Linked DNA regions of Homo sapiens: region 2 is linked to region 1. The links are chromatin contacts, found by Hi-C or POLR2A ChIA-PET in ENCODE. All regions are on one chromosome and are shown on one strand. Each heading gives the region's core, a stretch centred on a gene start or an enhancer-like site at or near the end of the contact. The rest is flanking DNA. Distances are from core to core; before and after follow the strand shown. Region 1 has its middle 78 kb from the start of LINC02836. Region 2 has its middle 40 kb from the start of LINC02836.

Region 1 (6,836 bases), core at 2,975-5,474:
TCAAAAAAAAAAAAATTGTAACTTAGCCAGGAGTGGTGGTGAGTGCTTGTAGTCCTAGCAACTCGGAGGGCTGAGGCAAGAGGATCCCTTGAGCCCAGGAGTTCAGAGTTACAATGAGCTATGATTGCACCACTGCACCCCACTCTAAGCGACAGAGTGAAACCCCGTATCATAAAATAGTATAAAGGTTGCCGTAGTAGCATAAGCAGAACATTCATGCAAATGAGACATGAGTGGAAGATTTTTATAACAGAATGATCACAAGATACTACATGAGGCAAACAAATGACTTTTATAAAAATGAAGTTAGATATATTCTAGAAATCTAGGAGCTGAGCCTGAAGTAAGGTATGAATAAAGCTTATGTACTAGAGATATACAGGAATATCTTTTAAACATCTTTCCAGTTGGATATGCACCTAATAGGACACCACTCAATACCTGCTTGTTAAATAAACGTTTCTAAATACATTTTTTAAATTGTAGGTCAGTCAGATATTTTATGTTTCCAATTTGAAGAAACTTCAAAGGAATAATTTAGGATAAAAGGTGATTGACATTGTTCAGTTCATGTACTTTTGACTGTTGCTGGCGAATCAAACAAACTTCCTCTACACTAGGCTCAAAATAAAGGGATGGAGGAATATTTGCCAAGCAAATGGAAAGCAAAAAAACACAGGGTTGCAATCCTAGTCTCTGACAAAACAGAATTTAAACCAACAAAAATAATTAAAAAAAGGACATTACATAATGATAAAAGGAACAATTCATTGAGAAGAGCTAGCTATCCTAAATATATATGCACCTAATACGAGAGCACCCAGATTTATAAAACAAGTTTTTAGAGACCTATAAAGAGACTTAGATTCCCACACAATAATAGTGGGAGACTTTAACAACCCACTGTCAATATTAGACAGATCAACCAGACAGAAAATTAACAAGGATATTCAGGACTTGAACTCAGCTATGTATCAAGTGGACCTAATGGATATCTACAAAACTCTCCACCTCAAATCAACAGAATATACATCCTTCTAAGTGCCACATAGCACTTATTCTAAAATCGACCACATAATTGGAAGTAAAACACTCCTCAGCAAATGCAAAAGAACTGAAATCATAACAGTCTCTCAGACCACAGTGCAATCAAATTAGAACTCAGAATTAAGAAACTCACTCAAAACCACACAATTACATGGAAATTGAACAACCTGCTCCTGAATGACTCTGGGGTAAATAATGAAATTAAGGCAGAAATCAAGAAGTTCTTTGAAACCAATGAGAACAAAGACACGATGTATGGAATCTCGGGACACAGCTAAAGCAGTGTTAAGAGGGAAATTTATAGCACTAAATGCCCACATCAGAAAGCTAGAAGATCACATATCAACACCCTAACATCACAAACTTGTTCTACACTGAGAAGTAAATGTCTGAATTTTTTTGTATTTGCAATGTCAAATCATTTCCATTTTAATTGAAGAGTATAATCAAAGCTAGAAGGGAGGAAATGAGGTAACAAAGAAATGAGTAAATAACACTTTATTGAAATCTCTAAAGAAGTTCTATTTTAATGTTGGGACAGCAAGAGCATTTAAACTGGTTCCTACTGTGAATGACGGAGTGGGGCTTAGCAGTATCAGGGATTTTTCAGAAAGCCCTAAAACCATTTTTATTTTCCTTCAAGTTTTGTTGTTTGAAACTTCAAGTTTTCTAAAACATTTTCCCCTTCAGCCTTTGTTTTTCAAAGGAAATTTAATTTAAAAAATGTTGTTTTAACTAAATTCAAACTTGTATTATACAAATAAGACAGGTTTTTGTTTGAAATTAATTCTTGTTTGCTTCTAGAACTACTAGGAAAATCAAATTCAAAAGGCTGAGCTAATACATTGTCAGATTTGAAGGCAACAGAAGCTAAAACATTTTAAGTTTTGTTCTCAGTTCAGATTGGAAATCATTTTATTTAAATTATTTATTTGATTTTGGGGATACAAGTAAAAATACGTACCAATAAATAACCTGGAATATTGATATAATATCTAGAATCTAGATATAATGAAAACTTAGTTCAAGGTCACTTTAGGAAGGTGCAAACTGGCAAATCTGTGTCTCTACTCGTGTCCAGGGTTTCTCACTGGAGAATGAGCAGAAGTAGATTAATGCTGCAACATTAGAAACCTCTGCTAAAATGAAAATAGGGCCCAGCAAGACCTGCACTTTTTAGGGTATTACTACTTCTGTTTGTTTTCTGTTATCATACTGTATACATGACTATGCTTTAAAAAATAAATTAAAAAATAAAGCATAGTCATGGATCACAGTTGAACTGCTCTGAGGAAATGTTCTTCTCAAATTGAGAGCCTTTTAAAGCTACTTTATAAATTCCCCTTGTTCCTGCTTCATCCTCAAAGTCAAATGCCAGGTGCTGGACTAGGCACTGAAAATATTGCAATAATTAAGAAGTCCTCTGAACTCCAGAAAGATACAACTCTGTAAGGGAGGTGGGCCTATAAAGAAATAACTTGTCACTAGGGAGAAGTACAACTAGTATATGAATATTTGGAAATGAATTATGGCATCATCAGAATATAAGTGTTAACCTATCACCTGCATAAGCTTATCTCACAAGGTGTCCCGTGAGCTTGCAATGTGCAGATATCAGGGCAGCTCAGCCTCTGCTGCTCTTCTGCAGACCCCATCAGCAGAAACCCTCACTCCTGAGCATGCTCATGTGCCTGCTCACATAAAAGAACCACAAGACACAGCTTTTTTCCTTCCATGGGTAGAGAAAGACAAACTGAGTCACCTCTAAGACAAAATACAGGACAGAAGTTTGTCGTTGGCTTTTCCAGCCTGCCATTTCCAGGAAGTTTGGACGCAGAGACAGACACACATAGAGGAAGAAGGCCATGTGAGCGAGATGGCAGAGATTGGAGTGATGCATCAGCCAGCCAAGAAATGCCAAAGATTGCCAACCAACCACCAGAGAAGTCTGAAACAGTCTCGCTCACAGCCCTCAGAAAAAACCAACCTACTGACTCCTTCATGTTACACATCTAGCCTCCAGGAGTGAAATCAAACATTTCTGCTCTTAAAGTTGCTGGTTTGTGGAACTTCGTTATGGCAGCCCTAGCAAACTAATACATGCACTTTTACCAAACCTAGTTTTCCAGCCTTTCTGACAGTTTTTTTGAGCTACCCAATGTCCTTCTAATACATTCCTTTTCTTAACTTCTTGTTTACCCCTTAGGACCTTGATTGATTTTTTTTGTATCCATTTTTCTCTTTCTCTTTCTCAACAGTTTTAATGTCCACTTTAGGATTCACGTGGTTCTAGGGAAAATGACTTCACCCCAGGATCCTGGGTAGAGCATATGACTTCTGTTTAGCCAATCCACATAGTGATTCCTTTTCCAAGTAGGCAAGTTTCTGAAGATGACCCAATCACAGCGAAGTGCCAGGCCTTTTCTAGGAATGCTGAGGCAAAGATATTCTATCTTTCCTGCTGTACATAAAGATGCCTGAAGCCTAGCAATTCTGACAAGCCTGCCTCAAAGAGAAGTCAACCACACAAGACTAGAAACAAGGAAGGGAAGAAATCTGGTGCTTAGTGGTATCTTTGAACTGCTGGTTCAGGCCACACCTGAAGTCAGCTCTTCCAGTGGACTTGTCATCACTCGAGCCAGTCAATTGCCCTTATTTTTTAAGCTACGGGAAACAGATATTTTGCTCTCTCCAGCTAAAACCATCTGAACTTGAACTCCCCATTTATACTTTAAACATCATTCACAGGATGACATTTTAAGTCCAGAGGGGTTATCATCTAATTCCTGAGATGATGGTACTGACCCTGAAGGAAATAATACTATTGAGGATGAGGATGATGATGACGGTGGTGGTAGTGATGGATTTCACTTCCTAGCTGCCTACTGTGTGTGAGGAACATGTTGAAAGCTGCTGTGAAACAAACGCTGGACCTGGGTCTTGAATGGTACATTGAAGTGTGCTAGGCATTTCAGGCTTTTGGGGATGATAAGCGTCCGAAGCCAAGCTCACATTTCCTGTCTTCGTTTCCTGTGTCTTACCTGCTTGTGCCTGAGTCATGCAACACAGGTACAAATGGTCCTGTAATCATGGACCTGCACATTAATGGGAACAAAAGAAACAATAAATTCAGAGCTCTGTCTGCCCTGAGGGAGTGGGACTGGCCATAATTTCCTCTTTCCAGTGGGGTTTATGGTGTGCCCTGGCTACTGTGTACACTGAGTCATAACTCCTTCCCTTATCTCCTAGTACTTGTTCCTTATTTTGCGTGGTTGGACTTTTATTCTGGTTTCTCATTTGCACTCCAGTCTTTCGTTGTGGCTAAAAATCTCTGAATCTTTAGCCACTTGCCATTCAGGAGGCTCTTTGTAGCACGGAAAGACCTCCTTGAATCTGATTAAATCACCTCCACAGCCCCCACCCAGATATTCCTGCAGCCTTGCCTTTTGTAATCACTAAACTTGACTAAGCTGTTGATTCTGGCCTACCTCAGGTCTGAGCTTAGCCCTTGGCCTCTGGGATGGGGATCCCTGACTACTCTTCCCAGTAGAAAGCCTTGCTATTGTCAGGCTCTTTCTCCTACTACTTGCTCCTTTATCCGTGATTTCAGTCCTTTCCCTAGTCCAGCAAATGTCGCGGACAAAGCCAGATGGATTATGATACTCCTTCCATCTTCAGCCTCTCATAATTTTAGCTTTTCTTATCTCAGATCCTGGGAATCCAGTGTTCATTCTCTTGAAACCTCTCCATTTCCCTTGGACTTTCCCTGTAATATCAGCATTAGCGTGGGTCTCCTGTTGCAGAACGGTAATTCAACAGTTGCCTTCACCCCTCTACCCTGTAAGGGCCACAGTTTATTTTGCTTTGAGTTCCCCCGAACACAATTATTTACCAGTGAATTAAGGAATAAAAGTCTTTGAGTGCTGGGAATCAGAGAATAGATCAAATAAAAATGAGGATGTGAATGAAACATGTGAACGACACACCCAGAGGAGTGACATCTAAGGCATTCAAAATAAGAGGAAACCCAGATGTTGGGGAGGAAAATACTAGATGTATGTGAACATCACTGTGTGCAAAAAATGACCATTATAGTTAAACAGTGCGCACAGAAGCAGGAAAGATCATCCACAGAAATGCTGTCATAGACACTAGGAACAATGACATAAAAGAGGAAAAAAAAATTATGCCATTTTCATGCCAATCTCCTTCATTTCTATAAATTGCTTTATATTAAGAATATTATTAAATTTTCCTATATTAAATTCAAGTTTTATAGCAGTTTAGGATTATTTATAGCAGTTATAGTATGATCAAATGCTCAAATTTAATTAAAGAGACAATTATTTCAGTTACGTATTATATTCCATTGAGAAGAAATCATGCCCGGTATTGCAGAGGTAAATAAGGATGTCTACATGTAACTCCAAAGTGTGAGTACACAGGCCACAATCACATAATGCAGAATACAGGTATGTATCTGAGGATATGAAGTGCTGGAGGTGATATCCAGTTGAGTCAGAGAAGAGCCAGCTTCTGAGATTAGACAGAATTTAGACAGCAGACTTAGGGAAACTGCATCACTTAACTTGTGCAGTAAGCATGCTGGTTTCTATGCTATTTTAGTTTACCCTCACTTTTTCCCCTGTCTGCTACTATTAATCCCTTCTGGAATAAAACAAAGATCTTGGCATTCTCAACACAAGGTTTGGGACTCTGTGGAGACTGATACTTACCATATTTGGCCAACTTTTAACATGTTCCTTTCCCATGCTAAACACGCAGAATAAAATAAATATTTATCATTGACAGAGCCCCCTTTTCACTAGATTCATTCTTATAAACAGTTATCTAACTTGTTTTCTCCCTGGATTTGGGAAACTGGAAAGTTCTTGCTTTTCTTCATTGACTGCATCTTTGTTGGGAAGTCATTCCAGCTTTATTACAAAACAGAGTGACATTTCCCAGAAAGATGGAAAATATTTTGACCATTTGAAGCACTGTCACCTTAGCAAGATACCTCACTCTGTTTTTGCAATATCCACGTCTGGGTCAGGGTTTCAACTCTAAGACCCCACACCAGAAAAAAACGTAGGACTTGCAGATTCTGGCTTTCTTTGTGCTGAATCAGGAAACAAAAATGTCAGTTTTTTATAACTCTGGGTTTATCCTATTCTCTCCTAACCAGATGCACATACTTTGAAAAGACTCTTTTTTTTTTTTTTAACAACCATGAATGTGAAGACAATGCTTGTTTAAATGTTATTAAGTGGAGAATATTGAGTCTATTATGAGCATCCCTTGATGTGGTATGACTTCCTGACAAATGGTCACTAATGAAGAAACTGAAGAAGGAAAACTTATTTTATAACACTGAGAAAGCTTATTGCTGAATAAGCTATTTGAGTTAATGGGTACTTCTGAACCTAATGTTCATGTTGTTATAGGCAGAGTCATTCTTGAAAAGTTTTTCTTCGCTTCGCTGACTTAGAAATAGAAATCTACTTTGTTGTAGTGCCTTGTGTCTCATAGAGTTACTCGCCAAGTTTAATCAGTACTAAACTCTTTCCAGATTCATTTAGTGGATTGTCTATGGCTGACCAAAAGGTAACTTTGAATTGCAAAATGTTCAACAAGTTGTGCTTAAGAGTCAAGCTTAGAATGACACACATGGAATAGAAAAAATAACCTCTTTTTGTCTCTTTATGATAAACAGTTGGCCCAGCACAGTTTTTATGACCAGGCGTGACATTTTCTCTCATCTTTTGCAAATTAATTTCATCTTTTAT
Region 2 (6,836 bases), core at 3,127-5,626, 38 kb before region 1:
GACATTTCCAAGAGTATTTGTACCTCACATCATTAACACTGTCTCATATGACACTAGCAATTCTGGTTCCTGCAAAACTAAGTAATGTGGAAATTAGGGCTTTGCCTTAATAGATGCTACACAGCATAGGAAATAAAACAAGGAGCAAGTTCTGTTTTCCTGTGTTCCATAATTGTATGCAAATCCCCACACTTGATATTTCATATCAAGTCTTCAAAATACACCTTTTGTGGGCCCTGGAAAGAAAGTCGATCTTTCCTAAGACACACTTAATATTCCCCAGCTGTCACCTCACCACACACATCACCACCCAAGGTGGTTGAATTTCTGTGGTGTGATATACAACATGGAATCATCGTACCCTATCTTACATAAAATTTTGTTCTGCAAATATTAATACATTGGTAAGTATACAATAGGCAGGCAAAGCTATTGTCCAAAAGACACAGATCTAATAGGAGATGTGAGTCATGAATTCCTTCCTGGTTCTTCTCCATCTTAAGACTGGGTTAGGTGCCTTTTTTCTGTACGCCAGAGCTCCTGCACATTCCTTCATCATTTGCATCTACTGCATTGCTTGGTCATTTTGTGCGTAAGTATCTGTTACCCCTTACTAAACAGAGAGAATGTTGCCATAGAGCTAGCTCACTGTGGATACGCAAAAACCATAAAATCTCTTTTGGCTGCTCCTGTCATTAATTTATTCATTCTTTTATCCAACAAGTGTTTTTGGTACACTTGACTGTGTGCTAGCCACCTAAATATATGATCTCATTTCATCTTTAAAACTCTCATTTTAAAGAGAAAGAAATAAGAAGTTAGGTCACTTGCCAAAGTTCCATGAGCCAAAAATAAAAATAAAAAATAAGGAAGGAAACCAGGACTTGAATTTTTTAAATTAGATCTCTCTACAACAAAATCAATGATTTTTCCCCTCCATTTTGCTATTTCACAGGCCTAAGTTGTTACATAAAAAGCAATAGAAATGAAAATGAATGATGTTAAAGGAAGAATATGTGTGGGTTTTTAATCTAGGAGGAGCTGGATGGCAATACTGTAGGAGGTTCAGGCACATATGGTGACTGACAGCAGGACCTACTGAAGGTATTTTGCAAACCTTTAAAAAACCAGCGTGGCAGGTCAGCTCTGTTAACTGGAAGTCACTTCAGAGAAATTGGAAACTAAGCAAGTTTCCAAACTAAGAATACAGTGTAAGGGCTTCAATGAAAGAACCCCAAACATGCAGAGCCTAGAGAAAAGGCTTGAGTCAGGGCTGGGAACCAGGATGCAGTTTTGGGGAAAAGGTTTAGAAGTAAAGGAAAAAAGCCCTTAAGGCTGATCTCTGCAGCTGGAAAAGGAGAATTCAAGACTTACAGGAACAGGTACCAATTAACATTTGGCAGGAAGGCAAGAAAAGCCTCGGGAAAATGCCAAGGATTTCATCAGGATAAATTTGTATAAGAACGTTAAGTCCAAGAGCACCAGATGGCATTTTCTGAGGTACTTGGTATTATAAACAGAGATTTTTGATATAGGCATTTCCTCAGAGACAGAGGAAAAGTCACCCGCAGATTTTTATGTGAGGGCTGATAAGTGGCACCAAAGAAGGCTACACACAAATGACCATGTCCTTGTAGAGATGTGGTGAAATGAACCAGAAAAGGAAGCCAATTCCCTTCTTCTGCCTAGATTTGTTTTCTTTGGCCTACTTGAGGCTTACTGAGGTAATATACAAGCTCAAAGAGATAAACTTTTGGTATCTCTTTTAGGAAACCCATTTTTCATGTCTTTTTCCAGAAATCATCCCTTTATGAGACTGGAAACTCTTTTCTGCTATCTTTTGCCTATCAAAGAAGAGAAGATTAAGATTTTCTCCTGGGTAATATACAGCATTACAGAAAGTTTCTGAAGCTCTTTGAGTTTTTTGGAAAATAGCATTAAGAGAAGTTTATTTTCATTCATGTTTTCATTCATCTTTTCAAGATGCTAAAAGTAGGGCATTTGTTTCTCTACTTTGTACACAAAGGTCTCCTGTCTTTGTGTCTTTCCTCACTCATTTCCTTTTCTCTGTCTCCCCACCCCTCCCCACCCCCTCACCCGGCCCCAGCTGGCAACATCTTCTTATATCTTCTTTGTTCCCTTCCTAACTTCCACCTTGGTGTATTCTTCCATATGGCTTCATATGCTTCAAATAAAAGCCCATTGTCCATCTGACAAGTCACTTTTCTCCTGTCTTTTATATTCCTCCTCATGAGTCACATCCCTTGGAAGCCCATCTTCCTTTCAGAGTGTCTTTCTTTCTAAACCACTTCAGATCCTGAAATGATGAAGATAATCACAACAATGCCACATTTTCCTGACTTCTTTGTCACGTAAATGGTCTCAGAAAACTTCCTTTCCAAAATTTTCCATTCTTTTCCTTTTATGACGTCTTTTGAGGGACTGTTGTGATGAACAAAAGCACATTTATTTATAAAATACATGGACGAGTCAGAAGGAGCCTGTAATATATCAGAACACAGATGCAGTGAGAAAGACCCAGAATAAGCTTGCCCACTGCTGAGGGGAGAGAGACCCACTGCAGATTTCCACCTAACTGAAGACAGAGCAGATAGCAAAGCCACCAAGAGCACTACCTCTGGAATACACAGATCTGGGTTTGAGTCCCAGTTTCAACATTTTCTAGCATGTTAATCCTGCAAAGCCTCAGATTCCACTTCTATAAAATGGGAATCATAATATGACTCATGGCCTTGTTTGGAGGTTTAGTTCAGACAATATACGTGAAATGCCCAGCAAGGTGCCTGCTATACACACTGAATGTTCAATAAGTGGGAATTATGATTATTAGATGCAGAAAGAGCATCCAGGGGATAGGTAGAGGTTTAGGGAGGCAGACAGTGGCACACAACCCAACACAAAGTACTAGGCATGAGAAACAGAGGGAGGCGGTTCTCCACTCACCGGGAGGACAACCAAGTGGCCAGGAGGAATCCTGGGAACAGGCAGGTTACTGGGAGTGACTCAGGCATCCCTGGGTAGGGGCCAGGTCTTACAAGGCAGAAACCCATAAATCAAGAAGTTGAGATCTTGGCCAGATGAGTTTTAGGGATGCCTTAATACTGAGTTCTTTCTGAGTCAGGCCAGGTTTGGTTTCAAGACTAGGAAGGGCTGGTAGGTCTCAGTAGTCAGCTGTGTAGCCCCTTTTCTTATAAGTCTAACAGAACTATTTCTTTATTGCACATGGTAAACATGCAAACAGGAAATTATCCTAAAAGGAATCACTGAGAGATGGCAGTTCAAATTTTCTCCAAGGTAGTTGTGTTTGAAAAAGACTCTTTCCTCAGACCTAATGTTCTTAGGTATTAATATCCTGCTCTACCTAACAACATCCAGGACTTTCTTTCCTTTGTATCTTGTTTGCCTGAGCAACACTCTGCAAACCTTCCTTCTGGATCTGCCTGCTGGTTTTACCCCCCAGTCCAAGAGTTTAAGGCTGTTCCCTTACATTAGATTTAATTCAATTACTCTTTTTTTCTGATTCGGAAACATCAATATAAAAAACTAATATAATTTATGTCTCTTCAAGTGTAATTATTTCTATTAATGTGATGGAGAAGCAACATCTTTTTAAAATACACATATTTAGTATACCGAGTTTTCAAGAGCTTAGTTTTGGTGGCAAATAAATGAATACCAAGTCATAATGTATATTTTTTAAATTTGATATGTGTGTAGCTACATCAAAACAATATTTGATTAAACTATACTCTGGAATATAAACTGACTTGTGGTGAGTTAATATATTAATGAGGTGTTTTGAAGACTTCTTATGCCATATAGATGTTGTATTAGTTGATTCCTGATTGTCTTGAATTTTGCAACAGGCATCTAATCTGTTGGTGGTTGTTGTTGTTGTTTTATAGCCTCCAAAAAACCTCTTCTACCAGGCCCTTCCTGGACACATTGGTCACTCCATAAATACTGTGGATAGATTAGCAAAACTTGAACTGTATATCCATAATGATTCACTTTTTTATTTTGCATCAATTTACTGGCAAAATTTGAGGGATTATCAACTTGGCTTTTACAAATAACAGGGAATAGCCAAGTTGATAGGGGAAGTGCTGAAAAATCCATGAAACAGACCGGGACTAGGTAAGGGCAGAGAAGGAATGAGGGATTTTGCTGGCCCAAAAGGCTCAGGTGTTTCTCTACAACTGCATATGGGGCAGACAAGTTGTCCAGGCACTCAATAGCTGTCATCTACAGACTTAAGAGTAGAAAGTTTGTTTTCAGGAAGTGGCTAGTGGAATTTCCCAACTGCAGACAGATAATCTAGAAGGTGGGGCAACTGAAGAGTTGCTAATAGCCTCTGACTATGTTAGGGAGTGTCTATAAATCAGGCCATTCTTCAGAAGGGGGCATTGGGGGCGGGTCCTAAGTAGCATCTCAGGATTGCTGAGAGATTCACAAGGCTGGAGGGAGACTAGAGATACCTACAAAAGAAACTTTAGTTCTTAAAACCCACCACCCTTTCTCCCTTTCATGCTGGGATAAAGGGAGAAAGAAATGACCCAAAGACAAAAAGAATGCAATTCAAGAACAGGTTGATGGCATCTACAAAATGGAAAGAAGAGATAGCTTCTTCTAGCATCTCTTTATTCTAATCTTTTTTAATGCCTCCACTATTTATTTATTTATTTATTTTATTTTTTTTGAGACAGAGTCTCACTCTGTTGTCCAGGCTGGAGTGCAGTGGCACGATCTCAGCTCACCGTAACCTCCGCCTCCTGGGTTCAAGCGACTCTCCCGCCTCAACCTCCCAAGTAGCTGGGATTACAGGCATGTGCCCATGCTTGGCTAATTTTTGTATTTCTAGTAGAGACGGGGTTTCACCATGTTTGGCCAGGCTGGTCTTGAATTCCGCACCTCAGGTGATCTGCCTGCCTCAGCCTCCCAAAGTGCTGGGGTTACAGGCATAAGCCACCATGCCCGGCCTATGCCTCCTCTTCTTATGCTTGGAAGTGAAGGTGAGCACATTTTAAACCCTTGGTACACCTTATTTGTTGAACTTACTGCTGATGCTCCAGGGTTCCTGAATCCCCAACTTTCCCAGCACCAGCTGCTGAACTCTCCAGGGCTTCTGCGCACAAAGCCTGTTCCCAGGAAGTGGGAGAGCCCTCTCCTTGGAAGAGAAGCCTCCCAGTACTGGCCAGAGGGGAATTTTGAATACTGAAGTAGACAAAACCAAATGAATGACATGCTTTCTCAAAGAATGAAGAAAAATAAAATAGAAAATAAAAAAGTGTCTGTTCCTTTTCTCCTCTAAATGAAACTGTAATTAAACTATTTCTGGGATGTTGAGGTTTTATTCCACTGCTCTTTCCCCTATTCTGTACTCGTACAAGTCAAGGCGGTATGAAATTTACCCATAGAACAAGCTTCACAAAGTGAAAAGATGTGTTAGGATTCCACTACCGGATAAATTCCCCCTACAGGCCCTGAAATCTGCATACTTGCAGCCTAAATGACATTGGAATGGGAGATCTTTGAATATTGATTTCTAGCTCCTAAGGGTATCAGACCTTCCAAAAAATATCTCCCAGGTGAATCATCTTAGTGGACTTTTGCCCTTGACACTGAATTTTCTCCTGCTCCTTTCCCTCCCACAAATATAATCCCATCAAAGAGGGAATTGTTTTATTCCACAGAAGAGACCTAAAATAAATGAGACTTTCTTGGGAAACTCATTTGTGTAGATAGGCGGCCTCCTAGGAGGCTGACCCTTGCTTTCTTTGGCTCTCAGCCTCCTCTTGGCATTTTCAGGGCAGGTTCCTTGACTGTCCCTTTGACCCCAGTAAGGTCAGGCCAGCATATGTTTAAGAGACACGTGTCACTTCTCCCACTGAGTAGCCCAACATAATTCCTATTTCATGCTTTGCTCTGAGTTTACCTTATCTCATCTTTCCTCCTTCTGTTTTTTCTAATCCTACAAGCTTTATTCTTGATATCCCAGCTTTTCCATCTCTCTCTTCTAATCACCCCCAACCCATATTTCATACATCAGTAAATCCCTCCATATATTGGACTGGTGCAAAAGTAGTTGCTGGTTTTGTCGTTAAAAGTAATGGTGTATGTAATCCCAACTTCTCGGGAGGCTGAGGCAGGAGAATCGCTTGAACCTGGGAGGCGGAGGTTGTGCTGAGCCGAGATCGTGCCATTGCACTCCAGCCTGGGCAACAAGAGCAAAACTCCATCTCAAAAAATAAAAATAAATAAATATAAATAAAAAAAGTAATGGTGTAAAAGGTGTAATTCAGTAGCCACTGATAACAAACCACTTAAACCTTCTTCCCTCATTTTCCCCAGGAGACAACTGAATCAAAGAACCATCATGGGCTTTGCTTTACAGGAACCAGAAATCCCAAACCTACCTGCTTCAAAAATGTTAAAATGAGATTGAACCATATAAGGGTTCAAAAGGATCACTCTCTCTAGCTGAGACAATGATTTATTTTCTCCTCACTTATGAGATTATATCTACTTAAAAAAAAAACTTCCAGCCATCTCACCAGATGACTCACTAGTATATTATAAGATATATGAGAACCCCTATATCCTCAACATTCATCAAGGTTTGTACCATATAGAAAATCCTCAGTCTCCCAAGTTAAACCAAAGAGAGAGAAGTTTATTTTATCTGCATCTGTTCCTCTAATCTGTTCAACCAAGTTCATCCTTGAGCTATTATGTATACTGAGGAACTTTATTTTGTCTTCCATCTATTTAGCAATGCATTCTACCTCCCATGAACATAACATTTTTGCTTCCAT

What was found. A loop is a pair of places that touch in the nucleus more often than their neighbours do. ChIA-PET counts read pairs that join two places held with the same protein, here RNA polymerase II (POLR2A). Pooled maps may share reads with other maps.
Region 2: a pooled map shows a loop between it and region 1 (2.1-fold over the local background). The contact joins two enhancer-like sites. A Hi-C loop is called at or near these places in 3 of 168 maps with a recorded cell type or tissue (Caco-2, breast epithelium and ovary), 5 of 37 single-sample maps with no recorded cell type and 11 of 50 pooled maps. POLR2A ChIA-PET finds 5 or more read pairs at or near these places in 4 of 52 experiments (MCF 10A, OCI-LY7, PC-9 and 1 more).

What each region holds. Positions count from the first base shown.
Region 1 is chr6:105,550,764-105,557,599 of GRCh38, reverse strand. No RefSeq gene overlaps it. Among named protein-coding and RNA genes, the nearest start is that of LINC02836, 78 kb to the left of the region's middle. Within about 2 kb of position 4,224, at least 3 of the 41 ENCODE cell types and tissues checked have a DNase peak (open chromatin) inside an H3K27ac peak, as active enhancers do.
Region 2 is chr6:105,588,736-105,595,571 of GRCh38, reverse strand. No RefSeq gene overlaps it. Among named protein-coding and RNA genes, the nearest start is that of LINC02836, 40 kb to the left of the region's middle. RefSeq lists an enhancer at 4,477-4,526. Within about 2 kb of position 4,376, at least 3 of the 41 ENCODE cell types and tissues checked have a DNase peak (open chromatin) inside an H3K27ac peak, as active enhancers do.